Regions from separate parts of the Homo sapiens genome. Here region 2 is linked to region 1. Evidence: chromatin contacts called from ENCODE Hi-C or POLR2A ChIA-PET data. All regions are on one chromosome and are shown on one strand. The core of a region is the stretch at or near the end of the contact, and the rest is flanking DNA. Distances in the headings are between cores, read along the strand shown. Region 1 has its middle 37 kb from the start of HSBP1. Region 2 overlaps MLYCD (malonyl-CoA decarboxylase).

Evidence for each region. A loop is a pair of places that touch in the nucleus more often than their neighbours do. ChIA-PET counts read pairs that join two places held with the same protein, here RNA polymerase II (POLR2A).
Region 2: a map of endothelial cell of hepatic sinusoid shows a loop between it and region 1 (7-fold over the local background). The contact joins two enhancer-like sites. A Hi-C loop is called at or near these places in 2 of 168 maps with a recorded cell type or tissue (endothelial cell of hepatic sinusoid and heart right ventricle). POLR2A ChIA-PET finds 5 or more read pairs at or near these places in 3 of 52 experiments (PC-9, WTC11 and activated T-cell).

What each region holds. Positions count from the first base shown.
Region 1 is chr16:83,840,926-83,848,326 of GRCh38, forward strand. No RefSeq gene overlaps it. Among named protein-coding and RNA genes, the nearest start is that of HSBP1, 37 kb to the left of the region's middle. RefSeq lists enhancers at 1-94, 95-742, 743-1,389, 5,367-5,868, 5,869-6,368. Within about 2 kb of position 2,951, at least 5 of the 41 ENCODE cell types and tissues checked have a DNase peak (open chromatin) inside an H3K27ac peak, as active enhancers do.
Region 2 is chr16:83,923,050-83,930,450 of GRCh38, forward strand. MLYCD (malonyl-CoA decarboxylase) reads left to right here. Exons shown (of 5, transcript NM_012213.3): 5 at 1-3,982. LOC105371372 (a long non-coding RNA gene) reads right to left here. Exons shown (of 2, transcript XR_007065147.1): 2 at 411-7,054. Among named protein-coding and RNA genes, the nearest start is that of OSGIN1, 26 kb to the right of the region's middle. Within about 2 kb of position 4,067, at least 12 of the 41 ENCODE cell types and tissues checked have a DNase peak (open chromatin) inside an H3K27ac peak, as active enhancers do.

The sequences.
Region 1 (7,401 bases), core at 1,701-4,200:
TATTTTGGGGGCTGGGCGCAGTGGTTCATGCCTGTAATCCCAACACTTTGGGAGACCAAGGCAGGCAGATCACTTGAGGTCAGGACTTTGAGACCTGCCTGGCCAACATGGAGAAACCCTGTCTCTACTAAAAATACAAAATTAGCCGGGCATAGCGGCGCATGCCTGTAATCCCAGCTACTTGGGAGGCTGAGGCAGGAGAATCGCTTGAACCTAGGAGAGACGGAGGCTGCAGTGAGCCAAGATCGCGCCATTGTACTCCAGCTTGGGCAACAAGAGTGAAAAAAGAAAAAAAAAAAGGTTGTGGAGACCAAGGTTCTTATTATGTGGATGAAGCCCTCAGGTAGTAGGTTTCAGAGTCTCACTCCGTCGTCCAGGCTCGAGTGCAGTGGCTCAAACATAACTCACTGCAGCCTTGACCTCCTGGGCGCAAGTGATCCTCCCACCTCAGCCTCCCGAGTAGCTGAGAACACAGACATGCACCACTATCCTGGCTAATTTTATTTTATTTTATTTTATTTTTTTGTGGAGACCAGATCTCACTATGTTGCCCAGGATGATCCTAAACTCCTTGATTCAAGTGATCCTCCCGCCTCAGCCTCCCAAAGTGCTGGGATTACAGGCAAGAGCCTCAGCTCCACATGTAAATGTTTCTCGTCAGACTGAAAGCATCTGTTCTGTCCGTCTTAAGGTCTCTGTTCTAATGTTAATGCTGGTCAGCTGTACCTGAATCCCAAGGAGACGAAGGTATAGTGACACATGTCTAACAACCCATTCCCATCATGACCTGAACCAGTGTTTCAGGTTTACTTTAGAATGCCCTTGGCGTACAGGAAGGGTCTATCCAGTTGATCGGAAGGCTTACAACTTTATTTTTGACAGAGGCCATAAAAGACAAGATTGATGTAAAAATAAGCTGTTTGGCTGGGCGCAGTGGCTCACACCTGTAATCCCAACACTTTGGGAGGCCCAGGCGGGTGGATCACTTGAGATCAGGAGTTTGAGACCAGCCTGACCAATATGGTGAAACCCTGTCTCTACTAAAAAAAAAAAAACAAAAATTAGTCGAGTGTGGTGGCATGCACCTGTAGTCCCAGCTACTCAGTAGGCTGAGGCAGGAGAATCACTTGAACCCGGGTGGGGGCAGAGGTTGCAGTCAGCTGAGATCGCACCACCTGGGCAACAGAACAAGACTCTGTCTCAAAAAAAAAAAAAAAAAAAAAAAGAAGCTGTTCTGCCCAGAAACGTATACCATAAACACAGTAACATGACAAACTGTGAAAAAGGCCTGATTTCCTCAATATGAAGAGTGCTCCCATGTATGAATTGATAAGGCTCAGGACACACCACCCCAAAATATGAATCAAGGAGACCGCCATAGGCCACCCAAATATGCCTCTTTGTCATAAGGATTATTTTGACCTGGTTATTTTGAGAAACTGCAGACATAAAAGATCTGAAAAATTATCCTTTGTAAGAGAAATTGGTATTTGTAAAGGAAATCTCCATTTGAAAGGATGTCTCCCTCTAAGACTCTGAATCAGCGGAGAAGCCTTCAACTTAAATCTGCGCAAGCTCGCTTCTGCTTTCCAGGGCTTGTCCTGGCCTTCTCACCTTAAAGGGGCCTTTCCCCACCCTCCTTACTTTGTTTCAGCAAACAATGATATTTAAGCCTGAAGTTTATACTCTTTTTTTTTTAAGATCGACTCGTTTCTTTGGGTCATCTCCCACGTATACAGGAGGGATAAATGTTTTTAAATTTCTGTTTGTTTTCTCTTGTGCATCTGTCTTTTGTTATAGGGAGTCCCGGCTAAGAATTATGAAGGACAGAGAGAAAATTCTTTTTCCTACCCTGCAGAATCAATAAGACAGACTGACAACTGCGCAGAAAAATAAGCAAGGCTATCAACAGACAGTCCCCAGTAAAACAAAAACAAACACTCACTAGTCTTAAATAGATGAGAAGCTCAATCTCACTTGTGGAAAAAATGAAAATTATGCAAGAGCTTCCCTTTTCTATCTATCAGACTCTGGCAAGGGGAAGAGGCTTTAAGTGCCTGCATGAGGCGGCGCTTAGTGTTTATATTTACTGTGTACTCTTAAGTCTTAGGGCCTTTTTGAATTTTATACCATGGGCATGTTTTGCCTTTTCAAAAATAAAGGTGTTTTAAGTGCAAGTATGCAGAAGTCCTAAGCAAAAGGGTTTGAAATGGAGAAGTTGCAGGTATTACCTCTTCTCCCATGGGGGCAGCTGCTCATTCACTCATGTCACTGACACTCCCTGAGCAACTGCAGTGCCTGGCATTGTTCTGGGCCCCGGGAAACGGCTGTGAAAAAGGCAAAGTCCCCAGCCTGGTGGCCCTCGTGTTCTGGCAGCGGGAGACAGACAATAAAGAAACGAGTCCCTATATGGTCTGTAGGTTATGACAGGTGACATCGAGGACTGGTAGGGAGGGGAGGTGAGGAGCACTGGGAGGGAGCTGGGTAGACTTTGCATGCTTTTTTTTTAGCATAGGTTGCTCAAGAAAGTCCTGAGCAAGACAGTGACATTTAAGCTGAGTCCTCAAAGAAATGGGGGAACCAGGCTGGGCGCGGTGGCTCACGCCTGTAATCCCAGCACTTTGGGAGGCCGAGGTGGGCGGATCACCTGAGGTCGGGAATTTGAGACCAGCCTGACCAACATGGAGAAATACCATCTCTACTAATAATACAAAATTAGCTGGGCGTGGTGGTGCCTGCCTGTAATCCCAGCTAGTTGGAAGTCTGAGGCAGGAGAATCGCTTGAACCTGGGAGGCGGAGGTTGCAGTGAGCCGAGATTGCGCCACTGCACTTCAGCCTGGGCGACAAGGGCAAAACTCCACCAAAAGAAGGAAAGGAAAGGAGGAAGGAGGGAGGAGGGAGGGGCCAGTCATGGAGCTATCTGGCCAAGGGGAAGCTGTTCTAAAGAGAGGAACCGCACATGCAAAGACGCAGCCACAGAGGTGAGGCTGGTATGCACCAGTAGCAGCAGGAAGGCCTGCCATGCCGCGATGCATGAGTAGGAGGGAAAAGGGGAGGAGGAGAGACCGAAGAGACAGTGCTGGGCCAAACAGAGTGGGATTTTGTACATCACTCCAGGGTCAGGGGGAAGCAGGGTCATGCCGTGGTGCAGTGCCCAGCACAGAACCCTGCACCTCTGTAAATGACTATTGGATTTGAATTTCAAATGCAACACCTCATCGTGTTAAGGGAAAACTCCCTTTACTATTTTTCCACTATTTTATGAAAACAGAGTGTTGAATCATGTTTTAAAATTGTCTGTTTCAATTATTAAAGCCTTTAAATATTTTCTCTTATTCCACGATAAATTACCTTAAGAACAAAGCTTATTTGGCCTTGGTGACTTTTCTTTAATGAGTTGTTTTATGCTGGTTGGTAAAATTTTATGAAGGACTTCTGCATCTATCATTACAAGTGCTATTGGTCTGTAATATTTTTGAGAAATGGGATTTTTCATGGTTCTAGGATACTCCATTTTAATAGGGTACCATAATCATCTAAGTTTCTGGGATTGAATACTAGAGAAGGGATTGCCTTAATTGTCTGTCTCTCTCTCTCTCCCTTTCACTCTCGTGTGTGAGTGCACGCGCATACACACACAAATGGGATCAAAAAATACATATATTTAAGACATAGATATATAGTGGGATTCAGATTTCTGTACCTGACCACCCACTTCCTCATATTCTGTAGAATTCATCTGGTCTCTCCCAAGGCCCCGTCTCAGGGATCATGGAACAAACTGCCTTTTGTCCCAGCTGCTGAATCAGGTCACACACAGCTGGCCGCTGGCCGTGCTCAGCCTCTCTCAGTTCCGTCTCTGCTTGCCCACCCCTCCCTGAGATGCGGTCTGGGTGTTTGGGAGACCAGGGGCCCCCATGGTACCCCTGACAGCAGAGGGAAGCACTTCTCAGGTCCAGGCGGTGACCATGATGCGGTGCCGAGAGCCCCGTGGGCCTCCATCGTGTGAACTGGGGGCTGGGGTAAGCTCCCGAGATGGGTTTGTTTGGGACCCAAGAGACCCCATGGCTGCCTCAGTCTCACCTCAGCCCTCTCCAAACTGAAGTCTCTTGTGAGTCTCCACCACGTCCTCCATTTGCTTCCCTGTCCCAGACCAGCCTATACCCAGCCTCTGCCTAAGGGTCACCTTGACCCTTTCTACCTGGGAACCAAGAGGAGACCAGTGAAGCCAGGATCAGGTACGCCGAGTAATCCCTGCCTCCTTCAGAGAAGTGTCCTCCCCTGTCCCCGAGCCCGGTGCCCAGACACTTCTGCCTGTGGCTTCCAGTTGAGTTTGGCCAATGGTCAGCACCAGCTGAAGGCAAAAAGGAGGGAGAACAGGGCCTTCGGTTCTGTCCTCATTTTCTGATTCCCCCACTGTTGGGTCCTCTCCCCAGGGCCCAGCACCTATCGGGAGCCTGTCTGCCCAGCACCACCCGCCACTCTCAGGCCTGGGAGCAGCAGTGGCTCCTGCCTTTGCTGGCCCTAGGCCCTGTGGCCCCCTGCAGCCTTCTCTTGCTCTGCCCACGCACGGTCAAGTTCCCAGTTGGTATGAGCCATCGGTTTCCTGCCAGGGGCCTGCTGGATATGCGAGGCCTCCCCTCCTAGTCTCACTCCATTACTGACTTCTCCCTGATGCTGAAGCGGTGTCCTTGTCTGGGGTAATCCCTGAGTATCCTTGCCTCATGCCAAGAAAATTAAGGACATGGACACACACAAGGAGGTTCAGGCCGGGCATGGTAGCTCACAGCTGTAATCCCAGCACTTTGGGAGGCCGAGGCAGGCGGATCACTTGAGGTCAGGAGTTTGAGACCAGCCTGGCCAACATGGTGAAACCCCAACTCTACTAAAAATACAAAAATTTGCCAGGTGTGGTGGTGCACACCTGTAATCCCAGCTACTCGGGAGGCTGAGGCACAAGAATCACTTGAACCCAGGAGGCGGAGGTTGCAGTGAGCCGAGATGGCACCGCTGCACTCCACCCTGGGCGACAGAGCGAGACTCTGTCTCAACAACAACAACAACAACAAAGAGTGGAGGTTTAATAGGCAAAAGAAAGAGAAAGGAGAACAGCTCTCTCCCTTGCAAAAGAGAAGGGCACCAGAATGGGACTTCTGGCCTGCAGCAGAATGCAGCAGATTTTATAGACAGGCTTGAGGAGGGGGTGTCTGATTTACAGAGGGCCCACAGATTGGTTGGACCAGGTGTGATGTTTACACAGCATTTGGGGAAGCTGCCCATCCCACTCTAATCTTATTAAGCAAATTGGCTTTCCACTTGGTGGGTGCCATATTGTCTGCTCCTTACTGTACACTTGGCTGGCAAAGGGAAGGGAAGACGGAGCCGCCATGTTGGACATGCGTAGACCCAGGTAACCCCTTTCCTACTGGCACAGCTACCGGCATGCACCATGCCAGGTTCTAGCCTGCCTTTCTATGTGTGCAGCTCGATTTTATAAGCTGCTGTTTGTTAGAAAAGAAATGATTTGGGGGCTGCTGCTTTTAATTAAAAGAAAAACCTTACTAAGGACATCCTTACCCTTCCTTAGTATCTGCCTAAATAATTTTTTTTTTTTTTTTTTTTTTTGGTGGAATCTCACTCTGTCACCCAGGCTGGAATGCAGTGGCATGATCTCAACTCACTGCAACTTCCACCTCCCCAGTTCAAGCAATTCTCCTGCCTCTGCCTCCCGAATAGCTGGGATTACATGTGCCCGCCACCACACCCGGCTAATTTTTGTATTTTTAGTAGAGACAGGGTTTCACTACGTTGACCGGGCTGGTCTCGAACTCCTGACCTCAAGTGATCCGCCCACCTCCGCCTCCCAAAATTCTGGGATTATGGGTGTGAGCCACCGTGCCCAGCCAATAATTTCTTCTTAAATTCCGTATCAGTGCAGTCAGGATAGCAGAGAACTAAACAGGAACCAGAAAAGAAGCCCTCCCCCTCAGGCTCCCTCCCAACTCCCTACCAGGGGTCTTCTCCAAGAGACCTAGCAAGACCCACACATCCACTCTTCCCCTCTGCTCCCTCCAGGTCTGTTCACCCCACAAACTTTGGGAGCCATGAGCAGAGGGCTTCCCCAGGCTGCAGTTAATCTATGAGCATCTTGGTGCAATTTAGAAACAGGCACCTCCTTCCTCAGGACACTTTACTTCTATCTGGAAGAAAAATTGCTCTATTTATTTTGTATCTAGAAAACTGTCAGGACAAATCTATAAATCTACAGTGTCTCTGCCATGAATGAAAGGTGCCCCTTACATGAGATCCTTGCACAGTGTGCAACCTGTATGCCCGGGCCCTGCCTTCCTGGCTTTTCTTTGTCTAATATGTTTGTGTTCCTCCCAGCTCTACTCTCATGACTGAGAACTAAGCATTTCTGCATCTTGGGAGGATCTCTAAGGTCAAGTGGTGAAAAACAACATCTTACTAGAGAGATCAAGTACCCACTCTGTCCCAAGGGTGACACCTTCCCGGTTTAGCCTGAGGAGGTAGACTGCTTCATGGAGGACCTGTTAAAAAGGGGAAGTTAAAATGTCGCAACTTAAATATTGGCAAATATATTTTGTCTTTTACATATGCTAGAGACTTTACTCATCTCAATCCTCACGTGCTTCATTTCGTTTTACAGATGTAGAAATTGAGCTACCCCATGGCTCAGCAGCTCCTCCTAATGTACCTTGTGAAATGCTATAGGGTGAGGCTCTTCCCACCTCCAAATCCACTAACTGCTCAGTAAATGGGAAAACAAGAATTCAGAGAGCACAGGGGATCTGTCTATTAGGACTCATTGTCCTCCACCCTGCTTTTTTTTTTTTTTTTTAATGTGGCCCTGTGGCATTTTTGGCCATCTGCATGTCTGGGCTTGCGAGAGATTGGATGCCAGTTTTCACTTAAGGAAAATTTTTACACTGTAGTCAAAAGCCATTTAAGAAATAAACGCTGGGAAGATGATAATGGAAGTGCTGGTAACCTTTAATGACGGTGGCGCTTGCAAAACGTAGAGTTCAGGAAGGGCTGATGCTTGATCCAAAAAGCTCTTGTTAAAATCCAATCTTCTTCCGCAATGAGCATTAGCAGGAAATGCTTGCAATGAACAAAAACACAGGAAAGGTTAATGGCCTCCTTTGCTATAACGATTCAGGGTTTTATCTCACGTTCCAGCTCATCCTCGGATCATGCATACGTTGAAGGGTCTTTTTTTTTTTTCTTTTTGGTAATCAGGAGAAAAATTGATTACCAAAATTATAATTAAGAGCTGGGAAAATATGCAACAATTTGGCTGCTTCATTTAGCACATATTTCAGGTTAATTGCATGATTTTACTAATGAAGATATTTGCATGAATATTTTCAGTGGCT
Region 2 (7,401 bases), core at 2,817-5,316, 83 kb after region 1:
CTCTGAGGCCTCTCTGTCTCTCTGTGTCTTTCTCTTTCTACCCTCTCCATCCCTCCTTCCCTCTGAGGGCTTGACCTTCACTGACCTCCAGGGCAAGAACAACCAAGAGTTGCTCCCAAGAGGGCTTCCCTCCTCCTCGTTCTGTGTGGCCTCAGAAGTGAGGGAATCTCAGTGCTCTGTGCAGGCATGTGCTTATTCTGAGCTCTGTTTGAAATTAAACATGAGGTGTACTAAAGATTTAAATCGAGCAAACACCTCTGTGATTTCCAATTGGATTCTGAGGCGCTTACAGAAATATGAAGTCCATTTTGATCTACTCTTAGAAACAAAAGCTGCCCATGATTTCACCACAGAAAGTCTGCCTCATTTGCAGTTTAGCGGACTCACAGAGGTGACCCTAGATCTCTGTCTCGCCTTTGTTTGGTTTATTTCCACATTGCATTTGCGTTTCCCGCCTGGCTAGTTCTTGATCATTGAGGAAGGCAGAGAGAAACGAGATTCTCTGCTCTGGGCCAGGCATTCTCTGTACACGTTCCTGGTTCCAGCCTGCCTCCTTCCCTAGAGGATCACCGTGTCCAGCCCTGAAGCTGGAGCGAGTGTTCCTCACTTAGAGATGAGGCGATGAGGCGGCGAGCTGGGAGAGGGCTGAGCAGCTGGTGAGGGCAGAGTTGGGACTCAAACCCAGGCCCGACCACCACCCAGCTCTCCTTCCACCGCACTGGTCCACCTCCTGACCGTACGTGGGGAGACCCACGCAAAGGCCCAGAGAGGAGAAGGCCAGCAGTGGGCAGAACAGAGTGGGCCGCAGGTTTTGGCAAGCCTGGAGGGGAATAGGTCAGAAAGGTAGCCCGGCTGGGCTGAGAGACTGAGGACAGGGGGTGTTAGGGTGCTGACATTCTGGCAAGGGGGCGGGGGTCTGTGGAAGACAACCCCAGGCTGGGGTGGCTTCTCTCAAACCCGGGCATGCACAGTGCTGGCCGTATCGGTCCGAGCCCTCGGCTGCCAGGGAGAGAAGCTGAGCTCCCACCAAAGCATAAAATCCAGGCCAGCGAGGGGCAGCCAGACCACGGGAAGACAGGAGGAACCCGGACCTGGCTCTCGTGCAGGAAGCAGGCAGTGCACAGCTCCGCCGCCACAGAGACAGCCTCCTCTCATGACCCCAGACTCAGCCCGGGCCGTGGTGGGAACGATGGTTGGCCCGGTTTGGAGATGGGGGATCTGGCCCTGTGGTGAGTGCACCCAGAGCAGGTGTCTCTCCGGAGCAGTTGAGTAGAACAGCTGGCGTCACCTCTTCATGTTGACGAGGGGAGATGAGTGGCCCAGGCAGTTCCTAGAGCGGGGGAGATGGAGTGGGCCGTATCCCACCCAGCAGGAGCGCTTGCTTCTGAAGCTCCCGTGCGTCTGTGACAGAGGCTTGAACCCCCGGCTTGTTCTCTCACGTCTGTTGCCGTAAATCTGTCTCCATCGCCTGGCACATAGGAGAGGCTTGGCAAATATTTTTGGTTCACTGAAGAAAGGCAGCCCTCACTCCTGCTGCTCAGACAGCACCCCCTGAACGTGAGTTACTGCCTCCTTGAGCACTTTCGCAGGAGAGAAGACCAGAGAGCTGCCTTCAAAGATGCCAGAGCCATGTTTATTTAAGCGGCGCTGCTCCAGAGAGAACTGGCCATTTGCAGTCTCCACCCCAGTGTGGCTCACGATGCCACCTCTCCTTGCCAGCTCTCACCGAGGCCCCCGGTGACCTCCTAGGGGGTACATCCAGCCAGGTTCCCCCTCAGCAATGGCCAGGGGCCACCGTGGGCCACACTGCACTTCCCAAATGCTCCCGGCACTGGCACAGATGCACACCCTCTTGGCCATCCCCACCTGTGCTCCGCCACTCTTAGTCAGCCATTCCTCTCGGCTTCCGGGAGTCCCCTCCTTCTCTAAGGATCTCACCCCCATCCGTGTCTCTGCTGTCTCCTAACTACCGATAGCAAGGGCACTAGTGCCCCTGTTTGCCGGGGACAGGCCCTGTCTGGGGCCCTGGTGTGGCATCATTGTTAACAGAGCTTCTTTTCACTCTGAAGTGTTCAGTTAGGACAGTCACTTGCACAGTCCCCTCACTGGTGACACAGACACCCCATACCTGTGTGTTTCCCCTGCATAGCTCAGCAGCAGCTCAGGCTCAGCACGGCCAAGGCTGAATGCAGATGCCCTCCCTCCAAAACCTGGCCTCCTCCAGCTGTTCCTTCCTGGCGAGGCCACCTCCAACTGTGTAACACAGAAGCCTGGGTGCCATCCCTGGGGCTCCCCTCACCCCCACCTCCCACCCGTCCCCGGGCCCCTGGACAGACCACTGGCCTTGTTCTCTTCATTTCCCTGGCCCAGGTTACAAAGTCTCCTTCCTGATTATGTGCATTAACTAACCTCGCAGGTGCTCTGCCCACCTGCCTACGCCAGACTCTTCCAGATCCTTCTCCACCCCAGCAGGCAGAGTTGTCATTGTGAAATGCAAATCAGGTTCCATCTCTCCTCTCCTTTCCTACCTCCCACCATCCCCGTCACCCTCCCTGTCACACACAGCCCCCTCCGTGGCCTCTCAAGCCTGCTGTGGCCTGACCCTCCCCTCTGCTTTTCCAGGCCCTCCTGGCACTGTCCTCCCTCAGTCTGGGACTCCCTGTCCTCCCTCCTTCCTGCGTGGCACATGCTCCTCCCTCTTCTTGAAACGCTCTCCCCTCCCTGCCTCCCAGGCAATGCCCACTCTGCCTCCAAAGTTCATCCATCGTCCTCTCCTCAGGAAGATTTCCCTGGTGGCTTGACTAGGTCACAGTCCCCCTTTATTTGCCGTCTTCTCACTGGGGCCTCTCCTTCCTGGTAGCTTCTAAACAAGGCAGTTTCATGTGTGTATCTCCACTAGACTAGACGCTCTCTGAGGGCAGGGACCCTGCTTCGCTTCTGGCCCGAGGTGGCTGCAGGGTCTGCAAGATCATCAGGGCCCCCTCCAATGTGACACTTGCAGAGGGGACCCCTGGCCTGGGGCCACGCTGGTTACTTGGGTACACTCCTTGCCCAGGGTTCCACAGCCCCTTAAAGGCAGGGTCTTTCTGGCCACGCCTGGCCCTGGTCTGGCCTCCCCAAGGAGCCCTGCCGCTGGGGGTGCTGTGTGGGAACAGAGCACAGGCCCTCCCTCCCAGAGCCCACGAGATCTCACTTTCTCCAAGCCCAGCTCCCCAAGGACTCAGACCCCAGTTGCCCTGCACTGAACGCTGGCTTGCCCTAGCTCACTCGGACCCCACCCTGCACTGGGAAGGAGGGTCCCTGTCCCCGTTTGACGGGTGACGACACTGAGGCCCAGAGAGCTGAAGGGGCTGGCCGAGGGGACGGGCTTGGGCGCTTCCATTCTCACACTGCTGCCGTGACACCTAATCCATCCGGGGAAGTTCCCTTTAAACCCAAAAGGGGACGGTGAAGCCACACGCGGCCGCCCTTCTCAGGAGCCCACTTCCACCTCTCGCAGGCTAGACAGCGTTCCCCAAGTCCCCCCTTGAGCTGGGTGGGCTGCCCAGCTGTGAACACAAGGACACCTCCGATTTCGTCCTGTGAATGTTGATATTAGTGGTCCCTTCCTTCAGGGGCTGTGGGGATCTCAAAAGATAAGGCAGGTCTGGAGTCCTGCGCGGTACCTGCCGCATGGCAGGCTCTTTACGGACAGCGCAGGGACGCACTTTGATGCTGAAAATGAGTCTCTGGGACAGATGGATCCCAGTCTGGGTCCTCGCAAGCGCTGTGCACCCCGTCGCCGCGAGATGGCGGTGTTGCGCCCCTCCAGCCTCCTCTGCTCTGCGCTTGGGCGCTGAATGTTAAAATTCCTAACAGGTGAATCGCTTGAATCCGGGAGGCGGAGGTTGCAGTTGGCCGAGATGGCGCCACTCACTCCAGCCTGGCGACAGAGCGAGACTACGTCTCAAAAAAAAATAAAAATAAAAAAATAAAATCCTAACAGGTAGCATACCTGCACTCGGAACTTGCACAGCCGCTCCCCACTCTCTCACAGGGATTAGGTAACGATACTCAGAGCTAGAGCAGGCATTTGGGACTGCCCAAACCAGCTGCTCTTCCTGCTTTCTGAAGCTTCCCCGGGGGAATCTTCTGGCTCCCAGTCCGAGCCTCCTGTGGTCAGCTCCTCCTTGCCCAGTCGTCGTTTGCAGTACAGCAGGGGCGTGGTCATTTGCAAATGTCCCAGAGGGCCCCCTCCAGTCGCTTCACATCGGTCTCAAGTCGGGCTGACTGAGGGCATGACTTTCTGTCTCAGGCATGGAGCCCAGATCACAGATCGAAACTCCGCTAAATCTAGAGGCCACGGGTCCCAAACACCAGTCATTTGCTGAGCACTGTCGCAATTTTTTTATATCCCTCCCATCAATACAAGCTGGATTTTTTTATTAAGTAGAAGCTAAAAGTAAAAAGTAATATAAAAACAAAACAGCATTAAACTTCAGTTAGATACATTTGCTTTCTCTCTTCAAAAAAATCGGGGTTGGCGGGGGAGGATTAATAAATGTTAAGGTTTTTTAAACGTATATTACCAAACAGACTTTCTCTTTGAGGACTCAGAAAGTCCTCAAAAGACTCATAAAGGAGCAAGAATTGGAAAAGGATTAAATGAGATTATTGCTTCGTCCAGGAGCCACCAGATTATCACACATCTCACACCCTGGGCAATCCTTTGAAGAATTTTGCCTCTAGACATGCAAAGTGCACTTTGCCCTGGGTTTATCTAAGTCCTGCGCTGTCGCCCAGGCTGGAGTGCAATGGGGCCATCTTGGCTCACTTCAACCTCTGCCTCCCAGGTTCAAGCAATTCTCCTGCCTCCGCCTCCTGAGTAGCTGGGACTACAAGCACACACCACCATGCCTGGCTAATTTTTTGTGTGTTTGTAATAGAGCCAGGGTTTCATCATGTTGGCCAGGCTGGTCTCGAACTCCTGACCTCAAGTGATCCACCCGCCTTGGCCTCCCAAAATGCTGGGATTACAGGTGTGAGCCACCACGCCCGACTCTTAGAGATGTGTTCTGGAAACCCCAGTGATAAGCACTGGGACCAGAAGGAGAAGCTACATGCAGGTAGAAGCCAGACCTTGGCGTCCTGGGAGGAGGAACTTCCCTATGTGACCAGGAGTTGGGGCACCCCAGCAGAACCTGGCCTCTGCTTGGCACAGTGGCATTGGGGACCAGCCAAATCCTGCAGGCCTTCCAGAGCTCCAAAATACTTATTAAGCTTTCACTTAAAATCTCATTTGTAACTGCACTGGAAGTGGCCAATTCACAAGTGTGATGCATCAGAGATTAGCACGTTGGAACCACCAACATGTCACCTTGTGGTGTGAGGTCATCTCGACTTCGTAAGCCCTCAGCATACCCAGGCTTCTCCCAAAATCTGTGAGTTGCAGCAGCCACAGAGAGAACAGTCTGAAACTCTTATAATTTGCAGCTTTTTATCTGTATGAATCAGAGCTCCTGCCCATTCCTGTGCAAGCACAGACACAGGCTGGCTTAGAAACCAGCAGTGGACATAAACCTCTGCTGCCCAAGTGTTGCAATCCTCAAAGCAGCCTTGTGGTTGAAAGTGGAGATTTTTACCCACGACCTCAGGATCATGAAGGCAGCACCTATGGTAAAGCAGTCGATTGCCAAACCTCTTCTGAAAGGAATGTGGGGCTTTCACAACAATAATCGGCACTGGCCTTAGACCCAGGCAGGAGGGCACCTGCCACAGACCCCACGCTTGAGAGGCCCTTACGTGTCGCAGACCCACACGCAGGACTCCTATGTCCCTGGGATACAGCACTCAGTGTTGGCCCGGACTTAGCGTCCACTCTCGCACAACCACCCCCCAAGCCTCGAAGAAACACTGTCTGCGTCTCCCGCTTGACAACTTGGAAACAAAAGGCCACTTCATCTAAATGCTGTAAAGGCAGGTAGGTTGTGCATCACCAACAGAGACAGACATTGCACTGGAGTAGAGGCAGGGTCTGAGAGGTGGAAGAGCTGAGGTGAGACAAGAGGTGCAGTCATTGAATTGTCTGGTCCTTCCTCTCTGATAGCAGGAGTCCAAGAGCCTCTTGCCTGACAAAGTCCAGCTTGCCATGGTGCAGGTGTAATTTATGAATCTCACTCGACTGCATTCAGTTACTCATCCAGACGGTGCCAGCCCATCCATACGATGCACAGTCATCTCTGACATCTTGCTGACCCTTAGGCACATAAAAACATAGCTGTACCCAGTTTTTTTCCAACTGTATTGTTAGACAGGACAGAGGCTAGAAAATATTTTATTAGGACCCAGAGATGGGTCCTGAGCCTGGCATCGTCACTTATGAGCTGTGTGGCCATTACTAAATTTACAATAAGTAAATGTGTCCATTTTGGCTGGGCGTGGTGGCTCATGCCTTAATCCCAGCACTTTGGGAGGCCAAAGCAGGAGGATCACTTGAGCCCAGGAGCTGGAGACCAGCCTGGGCAACATAACGAGACCCCCATCTCTACGAAAAATAAAAATAATATTAGCTAGATGTGGCAGTGAGCACCTGTAGTCCCAGCTACTTGGGAGGCTGAAGTGGGAGGATTGCTTGGGTCCAGGTGGTCGAGTCGACAGTGAGCTATGATCGTGCCACTGCACTCCAGCCTGGGTGACAGAATGAGACCCTGTCTCAAAAAAATAAGTAAATGTATTCATTTTAATGTATAAAAACAATGTAAACCAGTAAAATTAATTTTTTATGTAAAATTTTTCATCTTGGCCTTCAAATGAGGTGTTTGTTGTTAAAACGCTTCTGTGGTCATTTGGTAAACAGAGTTTGAAACTTGAGCAAGACGATTAGCAGGCTCTGCCGAACTGCGCTGCTGACGCTGCAGGCTGAGCTGCCTCCTCCCTGGCCCTCATGTTCATTCTCAGGTCGGCTGTCAGTGGCTGCTTGCAGTGGTGACAATGCTGCTGGGTGCTGCTGGCTGCAGGCACCTCTTGGAATGAGCTGTGATTTTTGTGTCTCCTTTTGCAGCTCCGACTGGAAAGCCTGCATCAACACAGAAGGACACTTGCTCCTTCTGATCTGCAAAGGCCCAGGTGCCCACAGGCCTGGCCCCGGGGCTGTTCCCACAGCTGGCATGGACGACCCTCTGAACATTTCTGATGTCATCTGCCTTATCTTCCTAGGGTCTGTGCTGTCCTTAAGCAGCAGCGCTATTCACCCTGGGATCTGGGGCAAAGTGCCGGTGTCCACATGAGGAGGGGTAGGAGGTGTCCCTGGGGGTGGGGAAGCAGTGCTGGGTGGACATCGCTGCCCAGAGGAAGCGGTGGACAGACGGGTGTGCATTTCTCCTCCCTCGCAGCGGCTGCCCATGCAAGGGCAGCTCTTAGGAG